Regions from separate parts of the Homo sapiens genome. Here region 1 is linked to region 2. Evidence: chromatin loops called from intact Hi-C (ENCODE). Cell type or tissue: heart right ventricle. All regions are shown on one strand. Each heading gives the region's core, and the rest is flanking DNA. Links, peaks and the distances in the headings are about the cores only.

Evidence for each region. Hi-C counts contacts between places; a loop is a spot of excess contacts. Peaks named below come from ENCODE experiments on the same cell type or tissue, not always from the same donor. Only the 100,000 strongest peaks of a DNase experiment are listed, where the experiment ranks them.
Region 1: a loop joins it to region 2, with 4 times the contacts of the local background. A loop is called at or near these places in 36 of 110 quality-filtered maps.

What each region holds. Positions count from the first base shown.
Region 1 is chr10:5,620,615-5,636,889 of GRCh38, reverse strand. LOC107984199 (a long non-coding RNA gene) reads left to right here and starts at 3,865. Exons shown (of 2, transcript XR_001747344.2): 1 at 3,865-4,663; 2 at 12,065-12,493. It also overlaps the pseudogene RN7SL445P. In heart right ventricle, for the core only: CTCF peaks have their summits at 6,861 (motif pointing left) and 8,173; DNase peaks (open chromatin) are centred at 4,708 and 6,869; H3K4me3 peaks cover 1,059 bases; H3K27ac peaks cover 3,120 bases.
Region 2 is chr10:5,866,589-5,882,863 of GRCh38, reverse strand. ANKRD16 (ankyrin repeat domain 16) reads left to right here. Exons shown (of 8, transcript NM_019046.3): 6 at 2,488-2,566; 7 at 4,577-4,767. The coding sequence ends at 4,734. Among named protein-coding and RNA genes, the nearest start is that of ANKRD16, 15 kb to the left of the region's middle. In heart right ventricle, for the core only: a CTCF peak has its summit at 9,222 (motif pointing right); a DNase peak (open chromatin) is centred at 9,223.

The DNA of each region.
Region 1 (16,275 bases), core at 3,049-11,048, 240 kb after region 2:
ATGTCATACCTACACTCGATAAAAGTTAAGATGGATTAGAACTACACGTTTTAACACGAATAGATCTCAAAAATATAGTGGTCGATCAAACAATTGCCAGACTTTTCTGTGTATGGTATGAGTCAATTTGTATAATTTTTTTAAAAAGCCCATCTAATAATTCATACGTATGCAGTAAATACATAAAATCATGGAAACCACACACTGGCATCATGGGGATACCAGTGGCTTGGGGATAGGAACGCAGGGAACTTCACCTCTGTTGTATTGCATTTCTTAAAAAGTGATGTTGGCCAGGAAGAGTGGCTCACGCCTGTAATCCCAGCACTTTGGGAGGCTGAGGCGGGAGGATTGCTTGAGCTCAGAAGTTCGAGACCAGCCTCGGCAACATAGTGAGACCCTATCTCTAAAAAAAAAAAAAAAAAAAAAAAGATACGAAGCACATGATAGAATGCTACTATTTGCTCATGTTGGGGGGCAAATAGAAACATGGGGTTACTCTCCATGTGTTTTGATGTTTGATTTTTTCATAATAAAAATTGAATGCATAGAGGAACAACGAAGGGCAAAAAAACCAAAAAATTAGAAACTCGGTTGTGCTTACAAACACCTTTCAGATTCCTGTTGGCCACAACGGCATGGTTTTGGTTATAGGAGCTTGTATTCCACAGTGGGTGTTGACACTTTTTTTGGAACTACTCTCAGACAAACTAGGTATGCAAAGCCCTGTGTCCTGAGGTTTGTCTCACAGAGCCGACCCTCATCTCCTCTGTAGGAAAGTGCTGGGTAAAATGCCTCTCACTGATTGGCCTCGCTGCGCTGGTATGGCTCCCTCCCTGGACAATGGTGCGTCTTCTAGGTCTGGCTCTGGGCAAAGTCCCTGGTATCAAACCCTCCCCTTTGGAGAGGTCATAATTGAGGGGCCATTTCACAGTAAGAAAATGCAGCTGCACCCTCTGTCCCCAGCCCGTGGAGGCGGGGTGCTGCCCACCTTCTGCAGGTGGGAGGCGTCGTGAGGGAGACAGCAAGAGACCCCAGTGGGATCCCCAGTGGGATCTCTTGCTCAGCTCTGGGCTCCCCGTGGTCTTCCAGGGAGGGAGTGGAATCTCGTCTACTCCTGGACCATAGCAATGCTCCCTGTGGTATCCCATCTGTGCTACCAGGTGAGTCTGCAGAGAGCTCTGAAGTCATTTGGGATGAAAAGAATGCCTTTCCCTGTCCATTTCATGCCCTGGGCCACTTTGTTAAACTGCTTGTGCTTTCTCTCCAGTGGGCAACACCTGTTTCTTCTAGGCAGTTGAGTTCCTTTATTCGGAAAAACGAGCGTAAGACTGGCTCTGAGAACAAAGCTGGACAGCTTGCTCATCTTTCGAGCAGCTGTGCCGTGGAGAGATGAAGGTGGGGCGCACAGGGCCCTGGCAGGGGCTGTGCCCCCTGTAATGGCTGAGAAAATATTTCCAGACCCTGGAGTCTTTGCCTTTTCTCTTTTCTCCACATTAGCACCACATGACAGTGACAGCGAGGCCTCAGTGATTTTGGCTTGAAGGTCTTGTGATCTCCGACAAGTTGAATGAAAAGATGTCTTAAATTGGTCCAATCTAAAGAGTGCCTCCTTTTTCTCCAAACCATGAAAAAAGGCAGAAAAGATGGATGATAGGCCTCTCTGCCTGTCTCTGTCTCTCTCTCTCTCACGCACCTGTGTACACATTTATTCGTTCAAATACAATTTCACTCTAGCATCTGGCCTCCAGGTGTGCGGTTGTTGTGCACACGGACTTCATGGCTGGGGAGAATCTGCCACTGGACGCTGAGCCAGGATGTGCACTTAGCTTCACCATCTGCACTCTGAGTGATCAACAAAGAAAAGTCCCTCCGTTCTTGGTGTGAATCCAAATCCCGAAGCTTGTTCCACTGTGCTGGGGACAGAGGGTAAGACCAGAGGAGAAGCAGGGACATCCTCTTGCTCCTTGGTCCTCTTCCCCATCTTCCCCATCCAAGCCCACCCATCTTCTTCTTTCCTTTTTTTACCAGTTGTTCTATTTTAAGTTCTCTGCTGGGCACTAATGATATGAGAACACATAAAAGCAAATCTTGGCCCCGAGCATCTCAGAGTCTGTTTTTCAGGGAGCAGGTATAGGAACAGATGTTGCACCTCATCATGTGGTGAGCTGGGGGATGCTGTGGTCTGAATGTCTGTCTCTCCCCAGATTCCTGTGTTCAAATCCCCACCCCCACAGTGATGGTATTAGGATGTGGAGCCTCTGGGTGCTGATTAGCTATGAGGGCAGAGCTCTCTTGAAAGGGACCAGTGCCCTTAGAAAAGAGGTGCCAGGCCTGGTGCACTGGCTCACACCTGTAATCCCAGCACTTTGGGAGGCCAGGGTGGGCTGATCACTTGATGTCAGGAGTTTGAGACCAGCCTGACCAATATGGTGAGACTCCGTCTGTAGTAAAAATACACAATTAGCCAAGCATGGTGGCGGGCGCCTGTAATCCCAGCTACTTGGGAGACTGAGGCAGGAAAATCGCTTGAAGCTGGGAGGCAGAGGTTGTAGTAAGCCGAGATCGTGCCACTGCACTCCAGCCTGCACAATAAGAGTGAAACTCTGTGTCAAAAATAAAAATAGGTGCCAGAGAGCTGCCTTGCCCCTTCAGGCAGATGAGGACACAGAAAGAAGTCGCTGTCTATGGAGAAGAGAGCAGTCATCACCAGGCAGGGATCCTGGACTTCTCAGCCTCTAGAACTTTGAGAAATAGATTTCTGTTGTTTAAAAACCACCAGTGTTTAGGTTTTGTTTGCTTTTATTTGAGCCGGGGTCTTGCTCTGTTGCGCAGGCTGGAGTGCAGTGGCATGATCTCAATCTCCTAGGCTGAAGTGATCCTCCCACGTCAGCCTCCTGAGTAGCTGAGGCTACAGACGTGTGCCACCACATCTGTCTAATTTTTTAACTTTTGTAGAGACAAGTTCTCATTATGTTGCCCAGGCTGGTCTTAGGCTCAAGGATTCCTCCCTCCTCAGCCTCCTGAAGTGTTGAGATTACAGGCATGAGCCACTGTGCCCAGCCATATAGAATTTGTTTTAGCAGCCTCAGCAGACCAGGACAAGGCATGAGCAAACTTGACTCTTAACTCTGCCAAGGACACTGGAGAAGACAGAAGAGGGATGACTGCTGACCTTCTAAAGTCTTGGATTAATAAAGTCAATTACATAGCATAAAGAACAACTTCATTTTGATTCCCATGGTGCTCTGTGGTTTACAAAGCTTTATAACGACTTTGATTAATGGCAGCACTCTTCTGGGATGAGGATGAAGAAACAGAAGATTTGTTGAAGTGACTTTTCTTTTCCTTCATACTTTTTCTACCAGGCACGAAGAAGAGAGTGAGACTTAATTCCATGGAATTTTACATGTATAACAGGGCTTACTGTAATCCTTCTTATGCTTATGATTTTCAAAGACCTGGGAGAGACTTTGATCATAAAAGGCAAGATTTGGCCATCCGGAGAGCGTGGGATTTTGCCTACGAGCCTCTAGGAATCTGTGGGCGGCAGAACAGAAATAGGTCATTTATAAAACTTGACTGAGCCATAGGAAAAAAAATCCATCACAAGCTGACTTCAAAGAGTCTAATTGTTAGATTTTTTTCCTTCTTCTTTGGTGTCAGAGGGGTCCCTTGCTGCTTCTAAAATAGCATGGAGTATAAACTTGTATTCAAGAAATATAGGTAAGATACGATTTAGGTGCAGTTTTGGTTAAATACAGCATTGATGAGAGCAGTATTACTCAAGAGGCTGGGTGCTACTGAGTTCCCACATCCAGCCCCCAACCTGTGCTTGTCCCACCACATGTGGCTCCCACATCCAGCAGGCTGAATCTAAAACTGGCCTGGTCTATAAGGCCGTTCCTCAGATGATCTGACAGCCCATGGATTAATTCTGTGTCACTTTCAAACAGGGCAATAGAGTTGTCAAGACTTGATAAAGCCCAATAATATTTCTAATAACAAGTAAACTGAAAGCCCAGCTGGGCACTGATTCTTATTTTGTGTTGGGCTCCCAGGCCAGCCTACAACGATGTGTTCCTTTGCATTCAACAAACATTCACAGCCAGGCTTCCTAAGCTGGAGTCCCTGGATGTGTGCTTTGCAGATCTTGGCTGTAAAGTATCTCACTGGTCTTTCTCTCTGGCACCTCTTGTTATGCCTCCAGCTGCAGCCAAGCATCTGGGCCTTGGTCACCGAGTGCTGTGATTGCAGGCACTCTGTGCTGACAAGTGACTTGGTTGCCTCAGACCAGGTGTGACTCATTATTTTCCTCCTGACATTCCAAGCACTGAAGTAAATGATTGATGGAGGGAAAGATCCAAAGTGTCAGAGAAGTCTCTCTCTTGGCCGTGAATAACAGGCTACCTTGAATTGGTGTTTCCTTTGCGTATTTTGTTTCTAAGCAAATCGAGTCCCAGGTAGAGTTTTGCCCTTGAGCAGCTTCATGAGGTCAAGGAGGGGCGCTCACTCCACTCTGCACGGAAACACTGAGTGGAATGAAAATACAACCGGAGAGAATGTCCTCCCCACCAGAAGGTCGCCTCGAGACAGGCCTCCACGCATCGTTGCTGACCTCACACAGTGATACCTCTGCATGCCGGGGAGCAATTCCATCCAAGTAAGTGGTGGGTGGGGACAGTTTCTCTCCCTCTGGGGACATGCCAGACTGAGTCCTTGGCAGTACTCTGTTTTCCCGGGAGGCCCTTTTGCCCAAACTGGGACATCTGGTTCCATTAGGAAATCAGAATGTTCCTCTGGGCTTGTGGCGTGCTCCCAGGTGGACACTCCTCTGGGAACGCAGCTGCCTAGGGCAGGATCATTTCACAGGACCTCAGGAAATTACAGGAGGAGCTTGGACCCAAATCCTCCCCAGTGCAGTCAGGAAACACGGCTGAGAGAGTGTTCCCTGCAAGGCCAGAAATGATGGCTTTAATATTACCTCTCTTTCTCTCTCATCTATCATCATCTATTCCTTCTCTCTATCATCTATTATCCCTCTATCTACCTATCCATCCATCAGTCATCTATCTATTCATTTATCTATCCATCCATTGATTATCTATTATCTATCATCTTTCAATTTTTTTTTAGAGACAGGGCCTCACTATCTTGCCCAGGCTGGAGTGCAGTGGCTATTCACGGGAGTGATCCCGCTACTGATCATTATGGGTGTTTAGACTTGCTCCATTTCCAATCTGGGCTGGTTCACCCCTCCCTAGGCAACCTGGCAGTCCCTTGATCCTGCGAGGTCACCATATGGATGCCAAACTTAGTGTGGACCCCTGATCTGTGTAGTGTACCACAGCTTGGAACTTCTGGACTCAAGCAATCCTCCTGCCTCAGCCTCCTGAGTAGCTGGTATTACAGGTGTCAGCCACTGGCTATCTATCTGTCCATCAATCATCTATTTATCTGTTTATTATCTATTGATCTATCATTGATCATCTGTTTATATATCTATCATCAATCAATCAATATATCTGTCTCTTGAGCTATCATCCATCTATTGATCTATCATTGATCTATTATTTAATGGGCACGTGTTGAATGTCTAATACATGGCTCTGAACTGAGTCTCGGGAAGGGAAATGCAAAGATCTTGGCTTCCCTTTAAGACCCTCCCATTTAGGAGAGGATAAAAGATGCATCAGCTTTATCAACATCGTCTCAACAGAAGCCAGAATGGAGTGAATGCCACACAAGAGGAAAACAGTGCTTGAGAATTCGTTGTTTTTAAAAAATGCATCATGGAGAAAGGGAATCTGAGCTCTGTATCTCCAGTCAAGGAATGATATGAACCGAAACACACATGTTCTGGAAAATTGATCAGATTGTGGCGTGTGGTGTAAACAGGCAGCTGGCAGAGCTGGAGGCCAGATATGGAGTTGGGAGAGGCGGTGAGAGAGGAATGTGAAAGCCAGGCCGTGCCTGCCAGTGCAGAGATGGACTGGACCGGACTGGGTGCCCAGGTGGATGAAGCCTGGGTGGGCGTTCAATAGCTGGGACACAATCTTTTCTCTTCAAATAGAACACCTATCAAGGGAGATCTCAGCATCAGGTGCCCCAGCCTGAGCAGTGCTTGCTGAAGGTGTGTGGAGCAGCAATGGTTGGTTGTCTCAGCGGACACAGGGGCTGTCATGTCTTTATCCTCCAGGCCTTGGAATGATGCTATTTGCTATGTGACATTTGAATCTCTGGAGCACTGACCTCGAGCCACCATGTGGTCTATTTAAATTGTGTGTTACTTGGCTATGGCTGCCATAACAAAAGACCACAGATTGGGGGCCTTAAACAATAGAAATACATTTTCCCCAAGTTCTAGAGGCTGGAAATCCAAGATCAAACTGTCAGCAGGTTTGGTTTCCCCTGAGGCCTCTCTCCTTGATGTACAAACCACCTTCTTTCTCATGGTGTCTTCACGCGGTCTCTCCTCCGCGTGTGCGCATCCTGGGTGTCTCTTCCTCTTCTTATAAGGAACCAGACCTATTTGGTTTAGGGCCTCAGTCTTATGACCTCATGTAACCTTAATTACACCCTCGAAGGCCCCAACTCCAAATACAGTCACATTGAGGGGTAGGGCGTCCACATATGAATTTGGGTGAGGGACACAAGTTAGTCCATACCATACGGCTACTTGGTATATTTCTTTTATCCTATAAGCTTCTAAAGACCAGGGGCCATGTTGTATTCACTTTCCACAGTGTCTGACACAGAGATAATCCCCATATACTGGTTGAATTAATTGGCTGCAGGATGAAGCCAGAGATACAGGGCTGCTGCCTCCAGCTGCCCAGGCTGTGCACTGCAGAGCTCCACCTAGAGGACGCCGTGAATATTGCTGCTTGGGGTTGTGTAGGGCTATGTTCTGCTGGTTGGCGATGATTTGGAATGTGTCTTTTTTCTTAATTTTCTAAACGTTGCCATGTTCTGCTTCCACAGCTGTGTAAACTCTGAGTGCCTCGAGTGTAAACAGTATTATATCTATTAGTCTGTGAGTAACAGAAACGTTATGTTAAACACAAGAAACCTCATGTCAAACACAAGAGGATTTTTTTTTTTTTTTTTTTTTTTTTTTTTTTTTACATAATAAGTCTGGAGATAGGCAGTTACTGCCTGTGGTTTAGAGCAGAGGTTTATAATTTTTTTTTTCTGATAGTCAATATTTTTAGCATTGTGGGCCAAGTGGTCTCGGTTACAACCACTCCCCTTTGTCATAGACAGGGCAAAATTAGCTCCAGACAAATAAATGAGCATGACTGTGTTCCAACAAAACTATTTACTAAAACAAGTAGTGGGCCAGATTTGACTCATGGGCTGTAGTTTGACAGCCCTCATGTATACCACAGCCAAAGCTTTTGCAGTTTTTTTGATCTTTTGACCATGGGACCCTCATGGTCCCAAGATGGCTGCTACAGCTCTGGTCATCATGTCTATCTTCCAGGCAGGAAGAAAATGGAAAGAGCTTGGCAAAAGGAGTGTCTGCCAGCCAAGCAAGCCTTGTGTATTTTTTTTTGATGTGTTTGTTTTACTTTGGGCACAGTGCCATCCCAAGCAATATAAGGTTTCTCTTACTGAGGAAGAACAGAAGAATAGACAGTAAGTAGCACCACTCAGCCCCTAGCACCACCACTTTAAAAAAAAATCCTCCAACTCCTAGAGTAGTACTGTGCTGAGCACACTGCAGGAAATCCATGAATAACGGCTTCTCGTTTCCTCTCATACTTGTTTCTGGTCACCTCTGGTCTCTTCACTTCATTATTAAATCCTTAGAGAGGACTACAACCTTCGCAGTCTAACTTTGTAAAAAGATGACTCAAATTTTCCGATTCTTGGTAAAAAAAAAACCACACACACCTCAACAGCTCCTTTCATGCTATATAGATTTCCAGGCAGGGAACAAAAGACAGAAAGAGACGGGAAGGCAGAAAGGAGACTATTATGCATTGCTGGCTCAGCAGTAATTGTTGGCAGCTTTCGGAGAGTCGGGAGGTGAGGGCTCAGGCGGCTTTGGGGCGTGATTGATGGGTTATGATGGGGACCAGGAGGCATCTGTCCTGTGTGTTTGAGGATTTGGGGAAGCAGATCCTGTGGTGCGTCTCAAGCATGCATTCTGATGCTGCCTCCTCCAGGAGTATTTTAGGAGAAGGCAGGGATTCTCCGCAAAACTCAGGCTCTGCTCTGTTTTCCATGAGTGTTTCCAAATCCCAGAGCTCAGACCCTGATGAAACTCTTTCAGTCTTGTGAGGCGTGGGGTGTGGCAGAAAGTCCCTAAGCTCCCAGACCCAGGGAGAGCAGTGTTCTCCGGGACCTACAGCGTAATAGTTTCTCTTTCTGCTCCCTCTCCTGCCATCCCTCCCCGCTTTCCAGAATGAGTCTATGGTGAGGACTGGATAGGACAGGAAGAAAGATGCCTGGAGTTAGTGTAGAATCAAGGAGATCTGACACAGAAAAGAAGGAGACGACCCTGGACCCGTCCAGCCTCTTCCCTTGATTTGGGAGTGGCCCGGAGGATGATCTGGGTCCCTGGTTTTCGAATCTCTTTGGCAGTTCTCTCTGACACCCGTCCTGGCCACAGCCCCTCCCTTTCCGACCCTTTCCTCACTGCATTCTCTTTCCAACCTTCCGTGTTTTTTTTTTGTTGTTTTTGTTTTTTGATGCATTGCTGGGAATGCCTGCTACAGACTTAATTAGGCCTCCTCCAAATTCATATTTTGAAGCCCTAACTTCCAATGTGATTATATTTGGAGGTAGGGCCTTTAAGGGGGTGAGTAAGGTTAAAGGAAATCATAAAGGTGGGACTGTTCTCTTCAAAAAAACTGGTGTTCTTATAACAAAAGGAAAAAGACACCAGAGATCTCTGTCTCAGACAGAAAAAGCTACGGGAGGACACAGTGAGAAAGTGGCTGTCTGCACGCCAGGACAACAGCCCTCACCAGAACCCAACCACACCAGCACTTTGACCTTGGACTTCCAGCTTCCAGGACCGTGAGAAAATAAATGTCTGCCGTTTAAGCCATCCAGACTGTGGTACTCCGTTATAGTAACCAGTGAGACAGTACCCACCCCACCTGCAGTCCTGGAAGGCACAGGTCAGTGTGTGGGTTCTGGATATTTGTGGCTTTAGCAACTGGAATTTTTATTTATTTATTTGAAATAGGGTCTGACTCTGTCACCCAGGCTGGAGTTCAGTGGCGCAATCACAGTTCATAGCAGCCTTGAACTCCTGGGTCCAAGTGATCCTCCTGCCTCAGCTTCATGAAAAACTGGGACCACAGGTGTGCACCACCATGCCTGGCTATTTTTAAAAATGTTTTGTAGAGATGGGATCTCGCCATGTTTCCCAGGCTGGTCTTGATCTCCTGGGCTCAAGAAATCCTTTCACCTTGGCCTCCTAGATTGCTGCGATTATAGGCGTGAGCCGCTACGTTCGACACAACTGGAATTTTTAGATGCCAATGTAGTCTCAACACTTTCTCCAGACATCCACACTAATGTGGTGAGGTGTATTGCTGGCTTAAAACAACAACAGGCCGGGCGCGGTGGCTCACGCCTGTAATCCCAGCACTTTGGGAGGCCGAGGCAGGCGGATCACGAGGTCAGGAGATCGAGACCATCCTGGCTAACACGGTGAAACCCTGTCTGTACTAAAAATACAAAAAAATTAGCCCAGCGTGGTGGCGGGCGCCTGTAATCCCAGCTACTTGGGAGGCTGAGGCAGGAGAATGGCGTGAGCCCTGGAGGCAGAGCTTGCAGTGAGCCGAGATCATGCCACTGCACTCCAGCCTGGGCGACAGAGCAAGACTCTATCTCAAAAAAAAAAAAAAAAAAACAGCAACAACACACCACAACAACGCCAACGTGTTCCCTGCCTATCCTCCTTCTCACTGTGAAACATATTTCGGACTGTGGAGAAAGCTTTCTAGTTAAGCAGGAAATTCCTTTCCATCTTTCAGGGCCCAGCTCATTTCTGACCCTTGTGAATGTTCCTTAATTTCCTCCCAGACTGAAGAATCCTTCTCTTTCTGGGTTTCCAGGTACCTTGCTTGTAACTCTACCCAAAGCACTTTGCTTTTAATTCTATAACAGTTCCTATCTTTCTTGATTCGAATACTTTATTCACGTGCTTGTAAAGTTTCCCAGACTGCAAGGACCTTGAGGCTAGAGGCCAGGTCCTGTCTGCCCTCACCCCAGCAGCTCCATGCCCAGCACACAGCCTGGCTCAGAGAATGAGCTCCGAACATGTTTGCAGGATGAGGGCCAAGGTGAACAGTGGCCTTCAGGGGCCCTGGCTGCTGGTGCCATGTGGGAGGGACATCTGTTGGTTCCCATCCGTCATTCCGGTTGCACCTGGCTGCTGCGCTCATTCGGCACAGAAGGCTGAACCGGGCACCTCAGTCATTTTTATTTTTTAACCATCATTTCCCAGGGTGACCCTGAGCCGGGCCGCAGCAGTGGAGGGAGCCCTGTTGTGGGAGCAGGTCTGGGATGACTGTGTGCTGAGGGCAGTTGTGAGGTCAGTGGGTAAAGGGAGGAAGTTGCCCTTTGGCAGTGTTTAAAATCTGGAATCTAAGTTTTATTCATGGTGTGGTGTAGATGAGTGAATATGCAACTATCTGAGTGTGTTCCCCACACAAGGGAGTCATCCCTCCCAGCAGATTTCCAGAACCTCTCGGAATAAACCTTCTGGCCCGTGTGTGGATCAACAACAGCTGCTCTCTCACAGCTGCCACAATTGTAGCTGTCCTTTAGGGCTTCTAAACTTCCAACCAGGGTGCCCTGGCAGAAAGCACTTCATGACGAGTCCAGAGTGAGCCCAGCATTGGGAAGGCTGCAGCACCTGTCTCCAAGCCAGAGTGGTGGCAAACCCAGAGACCAAGAGGGGCAGCCTTGCCATCAATGATGTCGCCTTTGGATCCCTGGGCATCTCCAAGGGGCTTCACCTGCTGCCCATGCAGGGCTCCCCACTGGATGCGGCCTGGCTCAGGGTCCACCTGGGAAATGAGAGCAAAAGCACATTATTATGATGGCTCCACTCTTTTCATGGGAAAAAGTATATATTTAGGATTAGCCAGCTGGATGCAGTTTATTTTATTTTTTAATTAATTACTTTTAATTTTTGAGATGGGGTCTCACACGGTTACCCAGGCTGGAGTGCAGTGGTATGATCATGGCTCACTGTAGCCTCAACCTCCTGGGCTCAAGTGATTCTCCCACCTCAGCCTCCTGAGTAGCTGGGACCACAAGCGTGAGCTACCATGCTGCGCTAATTTTTAAAAATTTTTAAAAATTTTGTAGAGATGAGGTCTCACTATGTTGCCCAGGCTGGTCTTGATCTCCTGGGTCCAAGGGACCCTCCCACCTTGGCCTCCCAAAGTGCTGGGCTTACAGGTGTGAGCCACCATGCCCAGCTCTGGACACAGTTTAGATGACCCGGTTTTGTGGGCAGCATCCAAACCATCTTAGCCAGGTGCCAATTGAACCTCGGGCCTGAGCAGGGTATGGGCCTTGGGCATACCGATGTCGGAGGGCTTCTTTCCAGCCTGTTTGCCCAGCGCCTGCCAGCTTTGACATCCATAAGAAGCACGTGTGTGGTTGTCTTCTGTTAGGCTGGTGCAAAAGTAATTGCGGTTTTTGCCATCTAAAGTAATGGCAAAAACCATGATTACTTTTGCACCAATCTAATAACGTCTTTATGGCGGACTCGGGTTGGGGACGCTCCTTCGGGTGCTCTTCCGAGGATAGCTGGGCTGTCTCCGGAGCTGCAGCGTCTTGGGCCGCCGGAGGGTGGCTGACGGCGGATCTACTTTTTGTGGCTGTGGACACCTTTCAGCACCGCCTCCTTGGTCCTCAAAGCCCCTACTGTGGCTTGGGCTTTGGGAGGGGCAGGCGCTTCCTTCATTACCTTGGGCGCCATCTTGAGAAAAGGGTCCTGGCAGTTCCGTTTCCGGTGCCTCCCGCGGGTGGCGAGCCTTCGAGATGGCCGCATCGGGCAAGTGCTGCTGTCTTCTCTGCTTTACAGATGTGGGGAGGTCTGGGAGGTTAAACCGTTTCCTCCAGATCACATTCCCGGGAAGACGAACCCAGCTGTGCCTGACTGCTCCTTTCTTCTCACTGCTTCTGCGGAGGTGGAGACGCCCGCGTAGCCCGTGTTGTCTTCCTCTGCCCACTCCAGGCCAAGCATCCCCCTTCCTGTCACGCGCTCTTTGATGGCTTCACTGTCCTGGACACCCCCTCAGATCTGTGCTGTCTCAGAGAAAGCAAGCGAGAATGGGCCCACGGTGCTCCTCGTCTTTGGAAATGGATTTTACCTTTATAAGTGAGAGCTTTCAGAGGCACAGAGTCCTGGGGCTGCATAGGAACAGGGGGCCTGGTCGGGGCTCTTTTCCTTTCCGGGACCTCTTTCTCTATAAAGAAAATAAAAATGCGATTTGAGGACTGTTGGTACAAATATGAATGTAATCTAGGCTGGATTCATAACTGTATATTATTATTATATTAAAATTTGACTTGAAAAGAAGTGGGGGCTGGGCGTGGTGGCTCACGCCTGTAATCCCAACACTTTGGGAGGCTGAGGTGGGTGGATCACGAGGTCAAGAGATCGAGACCATCCCGGCTAACATGGTGAAACCTCGTCTCTACTAAAAAATACAAAAAAATTAGCTGGGCGTGGTGGCGGGCGCCTGTGGTCCCAGCTACTCGGGAGGCTGAGGCAGGAGAATCGCTTGAACCCAGGAGGCAGAGGTTGCAGTGAGCTGAGATCAAGCCAGTGCACTCCAGCCTGGGCGATAGAGCGAGACTCTGTCTCAGAATAAATAAATACATTAATTAATTAATAAGAGTGGAAGTAAGAACGTTTTCTTGGGTCCCTAAAATATTGTGGGCTCCAGACACTGGAGGATAAGTCACCCCGAGTGTCCTACCCTTTATAATGAGTGGGAATTTAGCCATGGGGCTGGGCCGAAAGGGGCTGCTTTGGGGAAGTGATCCTTCTGGGATCCTGTAACTGCTGAAGATCAGAACAAAAGGGGAGATTGTTGAGGTTAGCTTTTTAACTTTTTTGAGACAGGGTCTCACTCTGTCACCCAGGCTGGAGTGCAGTGGCGTGATCTTGGCTCACTGCAGCCTTGATTTCTCATGCTTAAGCAATTTTCATGCCTCAGCCTCCAGAGGAGCTGGGCTGGGACTACAGGTACACACCACCATGCACGGCTGATTTTTTAATTTTTTGCAGAGACAGGGTCTCCCTATGTTGCCCAGGCTGAGGTGAGCTTTTTAGTGTCACCATTAAGCTGCTTGAAGCTCGGGGTCCTCTGCATGTTCTTAGTTTTCATGAATGAGCTGCAGGTTCACCCCTAAATATTTGCCAGCCACTGCTCAGGCACAGGTTTGTGGTCTGAGTCGTTGGTGCGCAGACGTCCTGAACTCCATTGGCCCTGACCTGCGGGTGACAGGTGCAGCAGGCTCAAAAGCTGCCCAGGTCCATTTGCACCCTCCTGGTGTTTAGCGTTTGGCCACACGGGGGCACGAGCGGGACAGCCTAGATCGGCCTGCGTCCCATCTGGGCCGTGGGAGGAGCCGCGGGAGAAGCCTTGGGCCTCGCCAAGCTGACTGTGGCCTGGGCCCAGGAGGGTGTCATCTAGAAGGCCCCTGCTCCCTGCCACCATCAGTAATCCCCAGCCCTGGAGGCATTGAAGGCAACTCAGTCCCAGGGAGCCACGGGCTGGGTGGAGCTGGGCCACCCTGATTACAGGTCGTTCAGAGCTGGTGGCCTGGGGGTGTCACACCCCGGGCCTCGGACTTCTTACCTGAAACACGCAGGGTGCCTGCGAAAGGTCTCAAAGGTCACTTTATGCTCTCAATTCTTCTAAAATTAAAATTAATTTAAAAAGACTTTTTCAGCTTTATTGAGGTATAATTAACAAATAAAAATTGTATATATTTAAGGTGTACATGATGCTTTGATATATGTATAGACCGAAATGATTATCAGTCAAACTAATGAACAAACCCATCAGCTCACGTAGCGACAGTATTTCTGTGTGTGTGGTGAGAACACTTAAGATAAAATCTTTTAGCAAATTCCCAGGATACAGTATTATTAACTGTACTCATGATGCCATACATTAGATCTCAAATAACTTACTCATCCTGCATAGCTAAAATGTTATACCCTTTGACTGACTCAGATCTTAATTCTGCAGAAAATGCACCAGGGCTGAAGTGTAAGGAGACAAGGAGGGTCTCCAGGGACCACCATAGGATTTTTTTTTTTTTTTTTGAGACAGGGTCTAGCTCTGTTGCCCAGGCTGGAGTGCAGTAGTGTGATCACAGCTCACTGCAGCCTTGACCTCCTGGGTTCAAGTGATCCTCCCATCTCAGCCTCCTGAGTACAGCTGGGACCACAGGTGTGCGCCACCACATCCAGGGACCGGAGGAATTTAATCCAGTTGAGCCATCAGCCTGGGTTACAGCCTCCTGCCCTGCAGCCTACTCTTCCCAACCCTGGGTGGAATGAGGCCACCCTGTTGGTCAGAACCAGCTCCTGAAAGACCCTGGCAACTTAGACGTGAATCCCAGTGAACTTTCCTCATGACAATGCTAAGTCTCTACCCTGGAAAAGCTGCAGCTTCAGGACCATAACATGCAACCCATGTGCTGGCATGATGACAGGGTCCTGTGCCACAGAGACCCCTGCTCTACATGCGACGATGCACCCTCTGCCCTCTCCATTGCCCCATAATACCCTCCTGTCACTTTCCCTTGGAGAGACACTGCTTTGAGAATATGCCCAGTGCCCTCCTTATTGGAGCCAAGTAATAAACTCATGGATCAAAACTTGCATTCTCACAGAGAGTCATTGTTGCTTGACAGGGGAATGAACCCTGCTATTTTTCGGGTAGCAGAAGCTCATGTTTCATGGCACGGCCAGTTTCTGATACCTGCTTGGCCATTACCTTGGCTGGGTGACGTGAGGCAAGTCACCTTTCCTCTCAGATTCTCTCTTTGTGTGTTGTTGGCCCTGTCATTTCATTTTTTATTTTTGTTTTTGAGACAGTCTCATTTTGTCACCTAGGCTGGAATGCAGTGGCATGATCTCAGCTCACTGCAACCTTCGCCTCTTGGGTTCAAGCACTTCTCGTGCCTCAGCCTCCCAAGTAGCTGGCACTACAGGTACACACCACCATGCCTGGCTAATTTTTGTATACTTTGGAGAGACGGGGTTTCGCCATGTTGTCCAGGCTGGTCTTGAACTCCTGAGATCAAGTAATCCTCCTGCCTCAGCCTCCCAGAGTGCTGGGGTTACAGGCGTGAGCCACCGCACCCAGCCAGCCCTGTCCTTTCAATGGACCCTAGCTTGTCTGGGAGCATTCTTTGTGGGGTGAGAGGGGAGTCCATGTAAACTTTGTTTTCTACCTCCATCCCCCACACTGGCTGAGGAAGTTCTGGCTGGGGGCTGTCTCAGAGGAAGGGGGCTGCCTACAGGGGGCCAGGTGATTCCATCACCCGGAACCTCGAACCTTCCACTGTCCTGCTGCTGAGGCCTGGAGGGACAGTTGAGTCTGGGGAGAAAAAAAGCCAGGAGAACTGTGCCTGAAGTAGAAAGTCCACTAATTTGTCCCACAACCATAACCCTGCACCCCCGGCTCCCACGCGGCTTCGTCCGGACCCGGCAATGAACCGCTTCCCCAGGTGCTTGTTATTTAAACTGTCTCCACCATCCTGTGACTTCTCTTAAATTTAACCATCTTGGTGTCTTGCCATCCGGCCCCGAACAGGGGTGTGGAGGAGTTAGCTGGGTGCTGACGGATGAACGCAGAGTTCTGGGTCCTGCTCCGGGTTCGTTTTGTAGAAATGTATCGAGGGAATGAATCATTTTCATCAATGGGTGTTTTCCCTCCTATCTTTTCATTTCTTTTTGTTTTAGGACATCTTAGTATCTTGGAATTCTGGGAAGGAGAATGTAAACATTTTTCAGAACCAGCATTTTCCCGTCTTCTGTTTGGTCTGGGGCGTGTCTTGGCCTCTCCTGGGATGTGGTGGCTGTGGAAGGCTGGTGGGGGTGCACCTTCCACAGCACCCCGAGACCCTGGGTAGCTCCCACGTGCCTGCTCTTGCTTTCAGCCCTAAGGGCCAGCTGGTGGGGCCGCCACTCAGCTCAGGGCTGGTGCAGGGCGCTCAGGGCATGTCTTTTGTCCTGATGGGCTCTGGAGGCCGCAACCTCAATTCTGC
Region 2 (16,275 bases), core at 5,040-13,039:
TGAAGCGCTTTATCTCTTTAAATAGAAACCTGACTTGAATTTGTTGCTAGACAAAACTTTAAAAAAAAGCCTTTTACTCCATAAAGTGCCTCCCCCTCACACACAGGTTTTTGTTTTCAGGAATAACGTTATTTGAAGCTATAAATACCCATTGTATGAAATTCCTGGCTCTCTGTTCTTATACTGGATTTCAGAAGTTAAGAACTCTTCAGCCAGGGCAAGAGAATTGCATTTACTAGGCTCTCTGGGGTATATTGAAGATAAGCAAACATTTTCACTGGAAAAGTAGCTGTTTTAAATGCTAGGAGCGTTTTGCATATTATCCTTAACATTATCTATTGGCTTTATGCTTTTACTTATTTTTTGTTTTTTTTTTTTGGTTTGTTTGTTTGTTTTTGTTTTTGTTTTGAGATAAAGTCTTGCTTTTTTGCCCAGGCTGGATTACAGGTGCCTGCCACCATGCCTGGCTAATTTTTGTATTCTTGGTAGAGACGGGGTTTCACCACGTTGGCCAGGTTGGTCTCGAACTTTTGACCTTGTGATCCACCCACCTCGGCCTCCCAAAGTGCTGGGATTACAGGCGTGAGCCACCATGCCCGGCCTACTTGTTTTTCTGATCAATTACATTTTCCTGCCTGATGTCCTGCTTTCGAGCAGCTGGGTAGATACACATGATGTGCTCTGTGGCCGCAGGGTGCTCCCATAGGAAGAGTGAACCTGGAACCTTAACTGTAGTCTCATCACATAGTAGCAGACTAACTGGCTAGACAAAGAGTGTATAAATTATTTTATAGGCCAGGCGCAGTGGCTCACTCCTGTAATCCCAGCACTTTGGGAGGCCAAGGCGGGCGGATCACGGGGTCAAGAGATCGAGACCGGCCAGGCGCAGTGGCTCAAGCCTGTAATCCCAGCACTTTGGGAGGCTGAGGCAGGTGGATCGTGAGGTCAGGAGATCGAGACCATCCTGGCTAACACGGTGAAACCCCGTCTCTACTAAAAATACAAAAAATTAGCCGGGCATGGTGGCAGGTGCCTGTAGTCCCAGCTACTAGGGAGACTGAGGCAGGAGAATGGTGTGAACCTGGGAGGAGGAGCTTGCAGTGAGCCGAGATCGCACCACCGCACTCCAGCCTGGACGACAGAGTGAGACTGTGTCAAAAAAAAAAAAAAAAAATCAAGACCATCCTGGCCAACATGGTGAAACCCTGTCTCTACTAAAAAATACAAAAAAATTAGCTGGGGGTGGTGACACATGCCACTAGTCCCAGCTACTCAGGAGGCTGAGGCAGAAGGATCGCTTGAACCCGGGAGGTGGAGGTTGCAGTGAGCCAAGATCATGCCACTGCACCCCAGCCAAGCAACAGAGTGAGACTACATCTCAAATATATATATATATATATATATATATATATATATATATATATAAATAATATTTTTATTTTATAAAATATTTATTATAATAATTCCTACTAGCTGTAATAGGAATTCCCATTTATGAGCGGTTATGATCTTTTCTAGTTTATCTCTCCCCTAAAGATTTCAACAAAGAGTATATTTGCTTGGGAAATTTTAGAGTTTTGGGTTCTGTATAAATCACAAGATTTGTACTGCTCACAATGATGGAAACTAACTGCATTGGGTCAGTAATTTGGCTCACAGAGTTGATCATCTATATTCTAATAATTAAATGTCACCAAAATATTTATTTAATGATTTATATTAGAATTGAGAATGATACAATATCTTACTTTAGATATGAAAATTTGGCTGGGCGCAGTGGCTCACACCTGTAATCCCAACACTTTGGGAGGCTGAGACAGGAGGATCCCTTGAGCCCAGAAGTTTGTGATCAGTCTGGACAACATAGTGAGACCTTGTCTCTACAAAAAAAAAAAAAAGAATAAATTAGGGAAAAAAAGATGAAAATTCACTTTTAGCAGTCGACTGTTTTAGAAAAGGTGCCTAATATATGTTAGAGTCTGTGTTTAAAGTGTGAAAGGAAAATAAAAACGTAAGACCCCCAACTCACTCTGCCAAAAGAAAAAAAATTAAGCTGAAAGCTGAGTCATGCAGAAAGCTGCCTTTCCTTTTGTTCCTAAGCAGATAGCTACAGATAAAGGGTTAAATATTTCCACAGGTAGCTACTTTATATTCACCTTATCTTATGTAAAGTGCCAATTTACTGAGTGGAAAGAGATATTTAATGTATCATTGCCTAATCCCCCCCCTGCTCCTTTTATCCTGCAATGTGGATTCAGTAATGTGACCATACCCTCCTCCTCTTCACTCCAGCCCTCTTTTCCCCTTTAAATATTGAAGCCCTCAAAATCATCTTTGGAGAGAGACACAGACCTGTCTCTCAGGTATGTCCTTAACCTTGGCAAAATAAACTTCTAAATTGATTGAGACCTGTCTCAGATACTTTTTGGTTTGCAAAAGGTTTTCTTTTATCCTCATCACAGTGATAACAAATTTGTTTCAATTCAGGAAGGACATACAAGTACAATTCAGACTCTCTTATCCTTGGGAGCTGACATCAATTCTAAAGATGAAAAAAATCGATCAGGTACCGTTTAATTTTATATATGCCTTGGAAATTAGTAAACTGAGTATAACCAATACACTTTTATATTTAAAACAATGATTTTAATATTCTTCCTTTTTTTTTTTTTTTTTTTTTTTTTTTTTAGTGGTGGTGGTGTTGAGACAAGAGTTTCCCTCTGTTGCCCAGGCTGGAGTGCAGTGGCACGCCATCTCAGCTCTCTGCAACATCCACCTCCTGGCTCAAGTGATTCTCATGTCTCAGCCTCCCAAGTAGCTGGAATTACAGGCATGCACCACCATGCCTGGCTAATTTTTGTATTTTTAGTACAGATGGGGTTTCCCTATGTTGGCCAGGCTGGTCTTGAACTCCTGACCTCAAACAATCTACCTGCCTTGGCCTCCCAAAGTGCTGGGATTACAGGCATGAGCCACTGTGACCAGCCTTAATGTTATTCTTCTAATAGCTCAGCTACTTTTCCTTAAAATATCTTTTTCTCTGCAAAGCCTTCATATAATTGTTATTATAACAGTGATGATGACTGCCACTCATTACAACTGCTGTTGTTAATCTTTGTTGTTATTTTAAACCATAACAATATATGCATCATAAAAGCAGTTTCTTTCTAATCCATGATGACACCTGCTAGCCAGGTATCGTATCAATTCTTCACAGGTCATCCATTTTGGAGTATATTTAGAAACTATATTCATTATGATTTTTTTTATTTAGAATATTCAGAAACATCTGCTGAGAGCAAATTCTTTAGACTTGGACTTTAAAATAAACCCTCTAACATTCTGTGAGCCAAAGGCCATCTTGCAAGGGTTTAGTGGAATTTTTTTTTTTTTTTGGAGACAAAGTCTCGCTCTGTCACCCAGTCTGGAGGGCAGTGGCACGATCTTGGCTCACTGCAACCTCCACCTCCTGGGTTCAAGCGATTCTTCTGCCTCCCAAGTAGCTGGGACTACGGGTGCCCACCACCATGCCCAGCTAATTTTTGTATTTTTAGTAGAGACAGGGTTTCACCATGTTGGCCAGACTGGTCTCAAACTCCTGACCTCAAGTGATCTGCCCACCTCGCCCTCCCAAAGTGCAGGGATTACAGGCATGAGCCACCGCGCCTGGCCTAGTGGGATCTTTCTGATGCTTCAAAGACTCGCAGGTACCTAACTACTCACTCTAGGGCTGGAAAGGGCAGCTGCTCTGCCCAGGAAGGGACACAGCTTCTCTGCTGGAGGGAAAGCAGCAGAATCACCAGTGCCCCTGAACTCAGCACACCAGGAACCTCAGTGCTGATTTCTGCACCCAGAGTGGGAAGCTTGTTCAAAAGTGTTTTTTTGGCTACGTGATTATTTGTGGTGATATTTTTACTTACAAAGCAAATTCAATAAGCCTTTTAGAAAGTTTTTTGTACCATTTAAAGTGTGTTTCCAGAGCATTCAGGCGTATGAAGAGGATGTATCCTATATCTTGTTAACTTGCTCTGTTGCTTCTTGCTTTAGATAAGTTTCTTTTTCTTTTTTTTTTTTTTTTGAGGCAGAGTCTTGCTCTGTCACCCAGGCTGGCGTGCAGTGCTCACTGCAACCGCCACCTCCTGGGTTCAAGCGATTTTCCTGCCTCAGCCTCCCGAGTAGCTGGGATTACAGGCATGCACCACCACGCCCGGCTAATTTTTTAATTTTTATTAGAGATGGGGTTTCACCATGTTGGTCAGGCTAGTCTCACACTCTTGACCTCATGATCTGCCTACCTCAGCCTCCCAGAGTGCTGGGATTACAGGCATGAGCCACCACGCCCAGCCTAGATAAATTTCTTAAATCCTCTCTAACTGGTTTTGTTATCTTTAAAACTATTTTCAACCCAATCAGGTTAGAAACAAAAATATTTTGATCTAGTATAGGTGAAGTTGTGAAGATGGATTACGGAAGATATTGAAAGAATTGATATTTTTATTGGGCACTATCAACTCATGAGGTCAGTATTGCTCCAGGGATTGTGTTTTAAGTCCATGTGATTTTTGTCACCCCTCAGCCCTGCATCTGGCCTGTGCAGGTCAGCACTTGGCCTGTGCCAAGTTTCTCCTGCAGTCGGGACTGAAGGATTCTGAAGACATCACGGGCACCCTGGCTCAGCAGCTCCCAAGGAGAGCAGATGTCCTTCAGGGCTCTGGCCATAGCGCAATGACATAAGGATGTTTCCAAGAGGAGGCAATAAAGTGCATGGTAATTCATATCCTGCTTCTTAAGTCAGTCACAGATTCAGCGAAACCAGTTGGAAGCCAGTTTTCCATCTCCTCCACTTCCTCCCTTCCCTCATCCTGCATGTTCCACTCCTGCTGAGGAGTTCCCAGTGATCAGGGGGCTGAGTTCCCAGCTCCATGACAGGCACATTATGGAGTCCCAAGCACAGTCATAATCTTCCCGTAGTCCATATTTCACTCTTTGTACTCTTAAAGTAGAATAGATAACGTTTGCGCGATCAGGCTGTGGGATCCTTAGAGAAGCATGTACCATGCATGAATATAATATAGCATACACACTTTCACAAACATATGAAATATCTTATAGTAACTGCTGCATGGTAAGGCTGTGATAATAATAACAAAAATATCACATACGTTGCTATTAGCTTGAGCTATAAAATGCAGTTGGCCCATTTAATTTCTTCCTTCATAAGCTTTTACTTGGCCATTACAATGGTTCACTTTTGGTTTCGTAGCCAAGAAGGACATACTTATAATCTGTTTACACAGGCATTTACAAGAAATTAATAAAAACTTTTATATATTCTAAGCACTGCTAGTTAAGCTATCAAGTTTTAATCTTGAGGGTTTTTGTTTGTTTTAATAGATAAATTCAGTATTGACCCCCTTCAAGTAATAAATACATGTAAAAAATGTAACTAAGGACCGGGCATGGTGGCCCGTGCCTGTAATCCCAGCACTTTGGGAGGCTGAGGCAGACAGATCACTTGAGGCCGGGAGTTCAAGACCAGCCTGGCCAACATGATAAAACCTCATCTCTACTAAAAATACAAAAATTAGCCAGCTGTGCTGGTGCATGCCTGTAGTCCCAGCTACCAGTGAGGCTGAGGCCCGAGAATTGCCTGAACCCAGGAGGCAGAGGTTGCAGTGAGCTGAGATAGCGCCACTGCACTCCAGCCTGGGCGACAGAGCATGACTCCGTCTCAAAAAAAAAAAGAAAAAAAGAAAATGTAACTAAGATATTTACAAAACTTCTGTTAACCTGAGTTTAAGAATGGGGTTTTGTCTTTAAAACCCATTTTTCTGGCCTGTCCCATCCACCCACGGAAGCCTGTGACTTAAGGAATGAAACACTTGACATTTAGCTTTAAAAAATATTATAGCCTCTTAAACGGAGTAAAGATAGGATGAGTCCTCAGGCATTTAGATTCTTTTTCTACTTTTTTTTCCTTTTCTTTCTTTTCCTTTTTTGATCCTTCTCTCTGAATTGCAAAGAATAATTATTAGTCTAGATCAGGCTTTTTAATCATTGTATGCATCAGTCACAAGCAACATTGAATCCTCTTATTCAGTGTGATCCAGTAAGTGCTTATTACACACCCACCTTACTCTCAGCGTTGGGCTCGGTTTGGCACAGAGCAAGAATTTCCCGTTCGTCTTAATTATTCCCAGATGGCATCAGCGGATTCCTGTTTCTAACCACCAAATCAGTGTTCTGGTAGAAACACTCCTGTCTTGTGACCTCTAAATTACACACTCTCCATCTGCACTGATTTGAGATGTAGTTACCACTTTTCTGTTCCTCCAGAGATGCCTGCGTCAATGCCCTCTAGGTCTGAAGATGGTCCTGTTGTGCGGCTATTTCACGTGTACAGGTGGGACTGAAAGATCAGTCTGGGACTGCCCTCTTTCCCCTCAGCACACACATGAGCAGCTTTGTGTTTGCAGCAGCTGCGTGCACGATCAGCTTCCACTTGGCTTTGCTTCTGCCCTTACAAACCAGCTGATGATGATGACACAGCATGTTACACTGTTGTCCCCGGTTTTCCTAGATTCCACGCACCTTTGTAATAGAAACCGTGGTTACTGGATGCCACTGCTGAAACTACTAAACACCCAGAGATGGCAGTGATTATAAGAACATTAATCGTGGGCTGGGCGCGGTGGCTCATGCCTGTAATCCCAACACTTTGGGAGGCTGAGGTGGGTGGATCACCTGAGGTCAGGAGTTCAAGACCTGCCTGGCCAACATGGTGAAACCCAGTTTCTTCTAAAAATACAACAATTAGCCCGGCGTGGTGGCATGCGCCTGTAATCCCAGCTACTTGGGAGGCTGAGGCAGGAGAATCGCTTTAACTCCGGAGGCGGAGGTTGCAGTGAGCCGAGATCGTGCCACTGTACTCCAGCCTGGGTGACAGAGCAAGACTCCATCTCAAAACAAAACAAAACAAAAAAATTAGCCTGGCATGGTGGCAGGCGCCTGTAATCCCAGTTACTTGAGAGGCTAAGGCAGGAGAATCGCTTGAATCTGGGAGGCAGAGGTTGCAGTGAGCCGAGATTGCACTACTGCACTCCAGCCTGGGTGACAGAATGAGACTCTGTCTCAAAAAAAAAAAAAAAAAGAACATTAATTGCAGCAAAGAGAGTAGCAATAATAGAATAATAACCAGATGTTTCCATAACAATAATATATGAAGAATGCTCTGGCAATGATAACTAATATTTTTCTATTACTCCCTAATTATAGTTACTTTACTCACCTCCTTTGGGTCTTTACCTACAAGCCACCTTCTCAGCGAGGCCTGCCCAGGCCACCCTATCTAAAATTGTGTCCTTTTCTTCAACATTTGATATCTTCTTTCCCCAGTTTATTTTTTCTTCTTAGCATTTGCTATTAGCAAATGTACCATATAATTTATTTATTTTGTTGATTGTTTTTCTCCCCGACTGGTATGCAGGCTCCTTGGACTGATTTTTGTCATTTAAATTTAAAATTATTATATAGTTAATGAATGGGCGATAAAAGCCCTTTATGTGCATTGAGCACTTAGTAAATGCGAGATAGTGTGCTAAGCCCTTACCTAGATTGTCTCATTTTGTCCTCTGACTCTTGCACCCTGCAGCCCCTTCTCATTATTATTCCCTCTGGAGCATCTTTTCCCATACACACTTTCATGAAGAGTCTCTACTTGATACCCTCAGCTCATAGGCACCTCCCACCCCCCGCAGTCTGGCGTCGTTGTTGCTGCTCTGTGCAGACTCTTCCTTTCAGATACCAGTGACGTCCTGCTTGCCATTTCAAGTGATGTACTTTTAGCCCTTAGATTACTGACCCTTTCAGTTCACTTACTGATCACTACCCCTTCTGGACTGTTGCCACATGCAATAATGCACTCCTGGGTTTTTCTTTCTGCCTTTTCCTTCTCTGCCTCTGCACTCCTCTGTCAGGCTGGCCCTCCGTGCTCATGCGTACCAGCTTCTGTCTCCAGCATCTCCGTCATTCTGGATTTTCTCCTGAAGCGTTGTCGTCCATGCCTCGGGTTTCAGCTACACCCTAATGTCAGTAACACTCAGATCTCTCTCTAGCCCTTACTTTCCACTGCCTGCTTACGTTTCTGCATGGATGTTCTGAGGCCATCTCACATTCAGTTTATTCAAAACCCAGCCTTCCCCACAACCCACTGACATACAGGCCTGCATTCCTGCCTTGGTTGGTGGCATCACAGCTCACCCAACCTGTGTTGGAAAGCTGGGGGTCAGTCATGACTCCTCCCTCTTAAGGAGTCCCTGCAGAGGACAGCTGCTGGGCGGCTCTCTAATCTGCCTGTTCCACACCATCCCTACTGCGACTCCTGCCCAAGCTCTCTCACTCTCCTCCTAGAGAGTGGCAGCCATGTCTTAAATACACCTCTCCAAGTCCTCAAATCCACCCTCCACATGGCTGCCAGGGCGTTCTCACTAATGTGACCAAGGGCATTGATTGCCAATTGTGGCTTAACCTGCCTCCCAGAGCACGTACTACACTTGCCAGGATTTCTGATTGCCTTAACTAACACCCACTTCCACCAGGGCTGTCAGCTTGTCCTAAAAGCACACCCGCTCCCATGGTGAGTGTGTGTTACTAAGCTCAATCAAAGCAGAAGTCTCGCCCAGGCACGATGGCTTACACCTGTAGTCCCAGTATTATGGGAGGCTGAGGCAGGCAGATCACAAGGTCAGGAGATCGAGACCATCCTGGCCAACATGGTGAAATCCCGTCTTTACTAAAAATACAAAAATTAGCCAGGCGTGGTGGCACCCGCCTGTAATCCCAGCTACTTGGGAGGCTGAGGCAGGAGAATCACTGGAACCCGGGAGTTGGAGGTTGCAGTGAACCAAGATCACCACTGCACTCCAGCCTGGCAACAGAGCGAGACGCCGTCTCAAAAAAAAAAAGCAGAAGTCGCTGAAAAGAGATGCAAAGAGGTAAAAATTGTAATGACCTGAAAATAGCGAGGACCTAACATATATTACCAAAAAAACTTACACGAGAAAATACACAAGACAAGAGGGAAAGGATCACAAAATGGAAACGAGATGGCAAAAGTCAGGCTAAAGAAGCTGGAGGGAACTATAGGGAGGGTGCTCAGACAGTGAGAAGAGGGAGGAGCAAGCACTGAATTTAATTTAACCCAGGACGTTGCTAGAATCCACCAGCAGGTGGCAGACCAGAAAAATGTCCCTTTTAATCTCCCAGACTTTTGTTTGTAAGGCCTATTGTAAAATACAGAAGATAGTAAAGGAGAAAACAAAAATAATCTATAGTTCCACCACCCAGATGGAACCACTCTTATTTTCCCTTAGTCTTTAAAAATGCATATAGGGCTGAGCACGGTGGCCCCTACCTATAATCCCAGCACTTTGGGAGGCCGAGGCGGGCAGATCACTTGAGGTCAGGAGTTCAAGACTAGCCTGGCTAATATGGTGAAACCCCATCTCTGCTAAACATACAAAAATTGTCCAGGCGTGCTGGGGACGGTGGCTCATGCCTGTTATCCCAGCACTTTGGGAGGCCGAGGCGGGCGGATCATGATGTCTGGAGATCGAGACCATCCTGGCTAACACAGTGAAACCCTGTCTGTACTAAAAATACAAAAAAGTTAGCTGGGCATGGTGGCATGCGACTGTAGTTCCAGCTGCTTGGGAGGCTGAGGCAGGAGAATTGCTTAAACCCGGGAGGCGGAGGTTGCAGTGAGCTGAGATCATGTCACTGCACTCCAGCCTGGGCGACAGAGCAAGACTCTGTCTCAGAAAAAAAAAAAAAAAAAGATTAGCCAGGTGTGGTGGGGCACACCTGTAGTCCCAGCTGCTTGGAAGGCTGAGGCATAGAATCGCTTGAACCCAGGAGGCAGAGGCTGCAGTGAGCCGAGATCACACCACTGCACTCCAGCCTGGGTGACAGAGTGAGACTCCCTCTCAAGAAATAAAAAATAAAATGCAGGGCCGGGCGCGGTGGCTCACGCCTGTAATGCCAGCACTTTGGGAGGCCAAGGGGGGCAGATCACGAGGTCAGGAAATTAAGACCATCTTGGCTAACACGGTGAAATCCCGTCTCTACTAAAAATACAAAAAATTAGCCGGGTGTGGTGGCGGGCGCCTGTAGTCCTAGCTACTCGAGAGGCTGAGGCAGGAGTATGGCGTGAATCCAGGAGGTGGAGCTTGCAGTGAGCTGAGATCGCGCCACTGCACTCCAGCCTGGGCAACAGAGTGAGATTCCATCTCAAAAAAAATACCTACATAAAAAATAAATAAAATGCATACGGTTGAGCTGATGCTGCACGTGCAGTTTTTCCCTTAACTTTGTTTATTTATTTATTTTGGAGACAGTCTTGCTGTGTCACCCAGGCCGGGGTATAGTGGCGTAATCTCGGCTCACTGCAGCCTGCACCTCCTGGGTTCAAGCAATTCTCATACCTCAGCCTCCTGAGTAGCTGGGATTACAGGCGCCCTCCACCATGCCTGGCTAATTTTTGTATTTTTAGTAGAGACAGGGTTTCACCATGTTGGCCAGGCTGGTCTCAAACTCCTGACCTCGAGTGATGCGCCCGCCTCAGCCTCCCAAAGTGCTAGGTTTACAGGTGTGAGCCACCACACTTGGCCCTCTAACTTTATTTTACAAGCAAATCCTAATGCTCTTTAAAACTTTGTGAATGTCGTGTTTCATGGCCGTCTTATGCTCCATCGTATTACTGTCCATATTGAGTCTTGTGTGTTGCCTCTTTCATTGGTTTCCGTTTTTTTAAGATGTAGACAGAGTAATCTCTGTCAAATTCAACTGGAGGCAAGGGCGGCAGGTTGGGGACAGAAACGGCTGTTGGATTTGATCACTGGAGGTTGGGCCATGCGAGTGGGTGGGAGATATGGGCTGCACAGGGGCCTGAGCAACTCTCTGCACCCTTGGCTGCATTGTGTGGTGAAGGAAAGGAAAGAAGAAAGCAGTTTGACAGGACAGTAGTTTTCTCCGAGAGGGTGAGTGAGGGGATGAGCATGTGGCATGTTTACAGACTGGGAAAGGAGCCCACAGAGGGAGGAAGCCAGCGGTGAGGGAGTGAGGGCTCTGTGGGATAAGGCTCTTCGGAAGGTGTGGGAAGTAGGCTTAGAAGCCCTTGGGGAGCTCAGCTCCAGATGCAGAAGGAGAGTTTCCTTCTCAGAGGCATGAAGGAAAGAAGAAGGGCAAGAAGGAAGAAAAGTTCAGGGCAGAGCCCACGTGGGCGCCTCATTCAATGCCAGTATCTAGGAGGGTGGGGGATTTGTGGAGCACATTTATTACGTTTCCTACAAGAATGGATAATAATGTGGACTTACATTTGGCAGTTTTTACACTTTTTTAAATTACACTCTTTCAGTTGGAAAGAGTGATGTGGTGTGATATTTATTTATTTATTTATTTATTTATTTATTTATTTATTTGAGTTGGAGTCTAGCTCTGTCGCCCAGGCTAGAGTGCAATGGCTCAATCTCGGCTCACAGCAACCTCTGCCTCCCGGGTTCAAGCGATTCTCCTGCCTCAGCCTCCTGAGTAGCTGGGATTACAGGCGTGCGCCTCCACACCTGGCTAATTTTTCTATTTTTAGTAGAGACAGGGTTTCTCCATGTTGGTCAGGCTGGTCTCGAACTCCCAACCTCAGGTGATCCGCCCACCTTGGCCTCCCAAAGTGCTGGGATTACAGGCGTGAACCACCAAGCCTGGCTGCGTGACATGATTTTTACTGAGAAGGAAACAAGATGGGAGTGAGGGCTGGCCTCTGCCAATCGTGGTGACGACAGGGACTTGATTGGCCTGTGTGATTAACCCACCCTGCAGCATTTGCAGAACCTGCCTCCTCCTACCATGCTGAAAATGTGATTGACTTGATACTGAGGACAGGCCTGGGCGCTCCTGGGAAAGCACGGGGAGTGGATGCATTTATCGGCCCATGCTCTGTGCAGCTTCTGGCCTGAGCACAGCAACAGGAGGGTTCTGCAGGCATTTCAACCAACATGACACCTCTCCTGGCTTCACCACAGGTGAACCAGGTCTCTTGTTACTCTTCCTACTCTGGAAGGCCCAAAGCATCCTGAAGGGGAGTGACACCCTGGGGGTAATTGAAACAACATTTTAAAAATAGCAATGGCCAGGCACGTGGCTCACGCCTGTAATCCCAACACTTTGGGAGGCCAAGGCGGGCAGATGGCTTGAGACCAGCCTGGACAACATGGTGAGACCCTGCCTCTACAAAAAATACAAAAAATTAGCTGGGCGTGGTGTGCCTGTAGTCCCAGCTACCAAGGAAGCTGAGGTGGGAGAATTCCTTGAGCCCAGGAGGTCAAGGCTGCAGTGAGCTATGATTGCACTTTTGTATTCCAGCCTGGGTGACAGAGCAAAACCCTGTTTCAAAAAAAAAAAAAAAAAGCAGTAGGGAGGGAATGAGGACTGGCTGGTGCCCGGGCAGAGTCGCAGGGAAGAGAGGCCAAGAGCCAACGCTGACCTCACTGTGCGGGTGCACTGGGGGCCCCTGCGAAGCTGACCTCACTGCGCAGGTGCACTGGGGGCCTCCGTGAAGGGGTCGGTGAGGAGCTGGACAAAGATCAGAGCAGGTTTGAGAGAGAATGGGAAGGCAGAACCTGGAGCTTGCAAATGAAGCAGTGGAGAGGGATGTGGATCGATGTTTTGGTTTTTTTAATGGAGCAGATTACAGTTTACAGATTGCTGAGAGAATGGTCCAACAGAAAGTGAGGAGGAGGAATGAGTCTAATGTCTGTACGAAGCAACTAGAGTCTTGTTAAAATGCAGATTCCTTCAAACCTAGGGATCCTGAAAAAAAGAAAAATGCAGATTCTCAGAGGGAGAGAGTCCAGGGGTGCGGGGGCCAGTCAAAAAAACTACCTACTGGATACCATGCTAAGTGATGCGATCCTTACTGCAGACCTCAGCATCACGCGATATACCCAGGTAACAAACCTGCACATGTACCCCCTGTATTTAAAATAAAAGTTGAAATTAGAAACTATTAAAGATGCAGATTCCCACCCACCCACCCCTCCCCCCAGCAACCCCCAGCTGCTTCCAGCTAGTTCCCAGGGGCGGCCATAGCTGCTGCATTGAGTAGCTTCTTGTGCATGAGGAGAAATACTCGCGTTCACCCTGCCGGTTCCTCCCCAGCCTCAAGAGGGAAAGCTGAGCAGAAGGGTGCTGAGCAGGAGCTGGGGCCCTTGGTGCTGGGAAACACCAAGCTGTCTTCTAGGTGCTTCGACTTCTCAGTGAAATAGGAAAGCAGGTGATCAGCTGAGAGTGAGGATGTGGTATGGGAGGTCTGACGAGTTAGGGAAGGGTGAAATAGTCCATTAGGGGAGCAAAGGCCTGGGCAGTGCTTCTCAGGCCCCCACCTTGCTGGACACAGGTGGCTGGGCAGCCCCAGAGAGCTGGGCCTGTAGGTCCAGGGTGGACTCTAGGAATTTGCATTTCCTTTGTTCTTTTCCTTTTTGTAATGGTTTTACTGAGGTATAATTGGTACACAAAGCTGCACATCCTTGATATATACAGTTTGATTAATTCAGACATATTTGTGCTCCCAGGAAACTATCACCACGGCCAAGGCAATAAACACATCCCTCGCCTCCAAAAGCAGGGTATCTAATCTTTTGTCTCCCTTGGGCCACATTGGAAGAAGAATGATTGTCTTGGGCCACACATAAACTACACTATCACTAAAGATAGCTGATGAGCTTTAAAAAAAAAAATCGCAAAACATCTCAATGTTTTAAGAAAATTTACAAATTTGTGTTGGGCCACATTCAAAGCCACCTGGGCCACAGGTTGGACAAACTTGTCCAAAAGTTTCTTCCCGCACCTTTGCTTTCTTTGTCTTTTTGTGGTATTGTGTCCAGAATTTATTCCTTCTGGTGGGTTCTTGGTCTTGCTGACTTCAAGAATGAAGCCACAGACCTTGCGGTGAGTGTTATGATCTTAAAGATGGTACATTCAGAGTTGTTTGTTCCTCCTGGTGGGTTCGTGGTCTTGCTGACTTAAGGAATGAAGCCGCAGACCCTCGCAGTGAATGTTACAGCTCTTAAGGGTGGCGTGGGCCCAAAGAGTGAGTAGCAGCAAGATTTGTTATGAAGAGCAAAAGAACAAAGCTTCCACAGCGTGGAAGGGGACCCGAGTGGGTTGCCGCTGCTGGCTGGGGGTGGCCAGCTTTTATTCCCTTACTTGTCCCCACCCACATCCTGCTGATTGGTCCATTTTACAGAGTGCTGATTGGTGTGTTTACAATCCTTTAGCTAGACACAGAGCGCTGATTGGTGCATTTTTATAGAGTGCTGATTGGTGCATTTACAGTCCTTTAGCTAGACAGAAAAGTTCTCCAAGTCCCCACTTGATCCAGGAAATCCAGCTGGCTTCACCTCTCAACCCACCCTCTAAACGGAACACCCCAACTGCTACTGGGAATTGGGTGATGACCATTCTAGCTACTTCCTGCTGGATAGGGGCAAAGAAGGGTCCCTGCAGTTGTAGTGTCCTCTAGAGGGGAACTCTTTAGGCCAGTCAAAGGGCCAGCAGTTTGGTCCAGGGGTCCTCAGTAGAAGTTAGTTGAGCTCATTTGGGGTTCCATTTGTAAGACCATCTGTAGCTTGATGGCCTCGATCCTAGAGGAAACAAATTTGACAAAGAGGTTAAAAATACAGGGCCCAAAGGTGAGTAATAGCAAGATGGATGTCACGGGACCTAGAAAGGGGAGAAGTCATGTCACCCAACTCCAGAGGTTGGTATAAGAGTTTGAAAGGCGTTGTCTGATTTCAGAAGCCTTTTCCTGTAAACGCCAGGCGGCATCTCGTACTATCCCTGCCTGGTTAGTGTAAAAGCAACACTCTTCCCCTAAGAAGGTGCAAAGTCCTCCTTTCTCAGCAGTGAGGAGGTCCAAGCCTCGGCAGTTTTGGAGAGTCGCTGCTGCCAAAGAGTCTATTTGGGATCGTAGTTACTATCCTTACTGGATAGATTTTGTTATTTCTTGCAAGCTGTCTGAGAAATCCTTTGAGAGTGTGTGGTAGTAGGATAATGAAGTAGATAAACTGGCTATTCCGGTTCCTGTAGCAGTGGCCATTCCTAACCCTATAAGTAGGGGTATTAGTGGATGGCTCTGCACTGATGGACTTGAGCTTTGAGGGGCGCTGATAGGGTCTGATTTCCATAAGATTAGAGGTTAGGATAATACATGTTACACTGTTAAATTTTAGCAAACTTTACTTTTGTTGAAAACCTTATAAGTTTGGGATTTTAATTTTTCTTTGCTATTAATAAAACCTCGTTCAGTCCATATTATCTTAGAAATGGTATAGATGGCTTCTTCCTGATTCTGTAAGTACTTTAAAGTTTGGCTGAGTGCCAATAGCTCGCAGGTTTGAGCAGACCAATTATTAGGCAATTTTCCTAACTCTGTTTCTTCAAGAGTTTCCTTATCACTTACTGAATACCCATTGTGTCTTTTTTCCTTAATCTCCGGGGAGGAACCATCTATGGTCCTGTCCTGAAGGAGTTCCTCCTAGGTCTGGTTGGACCTTTGTATGGTAATTAGTTAAGAGTTAGATCCCCTGTTAGGAAACCTGCTGGGTTAAGGATTTTTGATAGGAAGGCTATGGGTTGTCAGTGGCCTCAGTACTTTCAGGCTACGCCCTTGCTTACACTGATAACAAGGTGGTATTGGAGTGTTATAGGGTAACAGAGAAGACCTTCAATTATCAATTATAGGTTTTAAATTTACCCTGGCTTTTAAAGGAATAGGGTACACTGTTTTTTCTTTACTATTTCCATCTCTCTTTCTTTCTCTTTGACTTCTTCTTTGTCTTTCTCTCTCCTTCTGACTCCCTCTTTGTCTCTCCCTCTCTTTCTTTGACTTTCTGTTTCTCTCTCTCTGACTCTTCTTTGTCTGTCTCTTCCTCTCTCTCCTTCTCTCTTTGACTTTCAGCCTCTCTGTCTCTTCCTCTCTCTGTCTCCCTCTTTGACTCCTTTGTCTCTGTCTCTTCCTCTCTTTCTCTCTGTCTGTCTCTTTCTCTCCTTCCTTTCTGCTGGTCTTTCCCTGCCTCTGCCAGCCACTTACGCTGCTGTTCTCCCCTCTCCTTCCCCTTTTTGATGGCTTCGGCGGTGTAAGACTGCCACCTCCTTGGGTTTTTGCACTGCGTGCAATAACTCCATGATTTCCTTGTGATATTTAATGTGGTTCCCCAGAGGTTA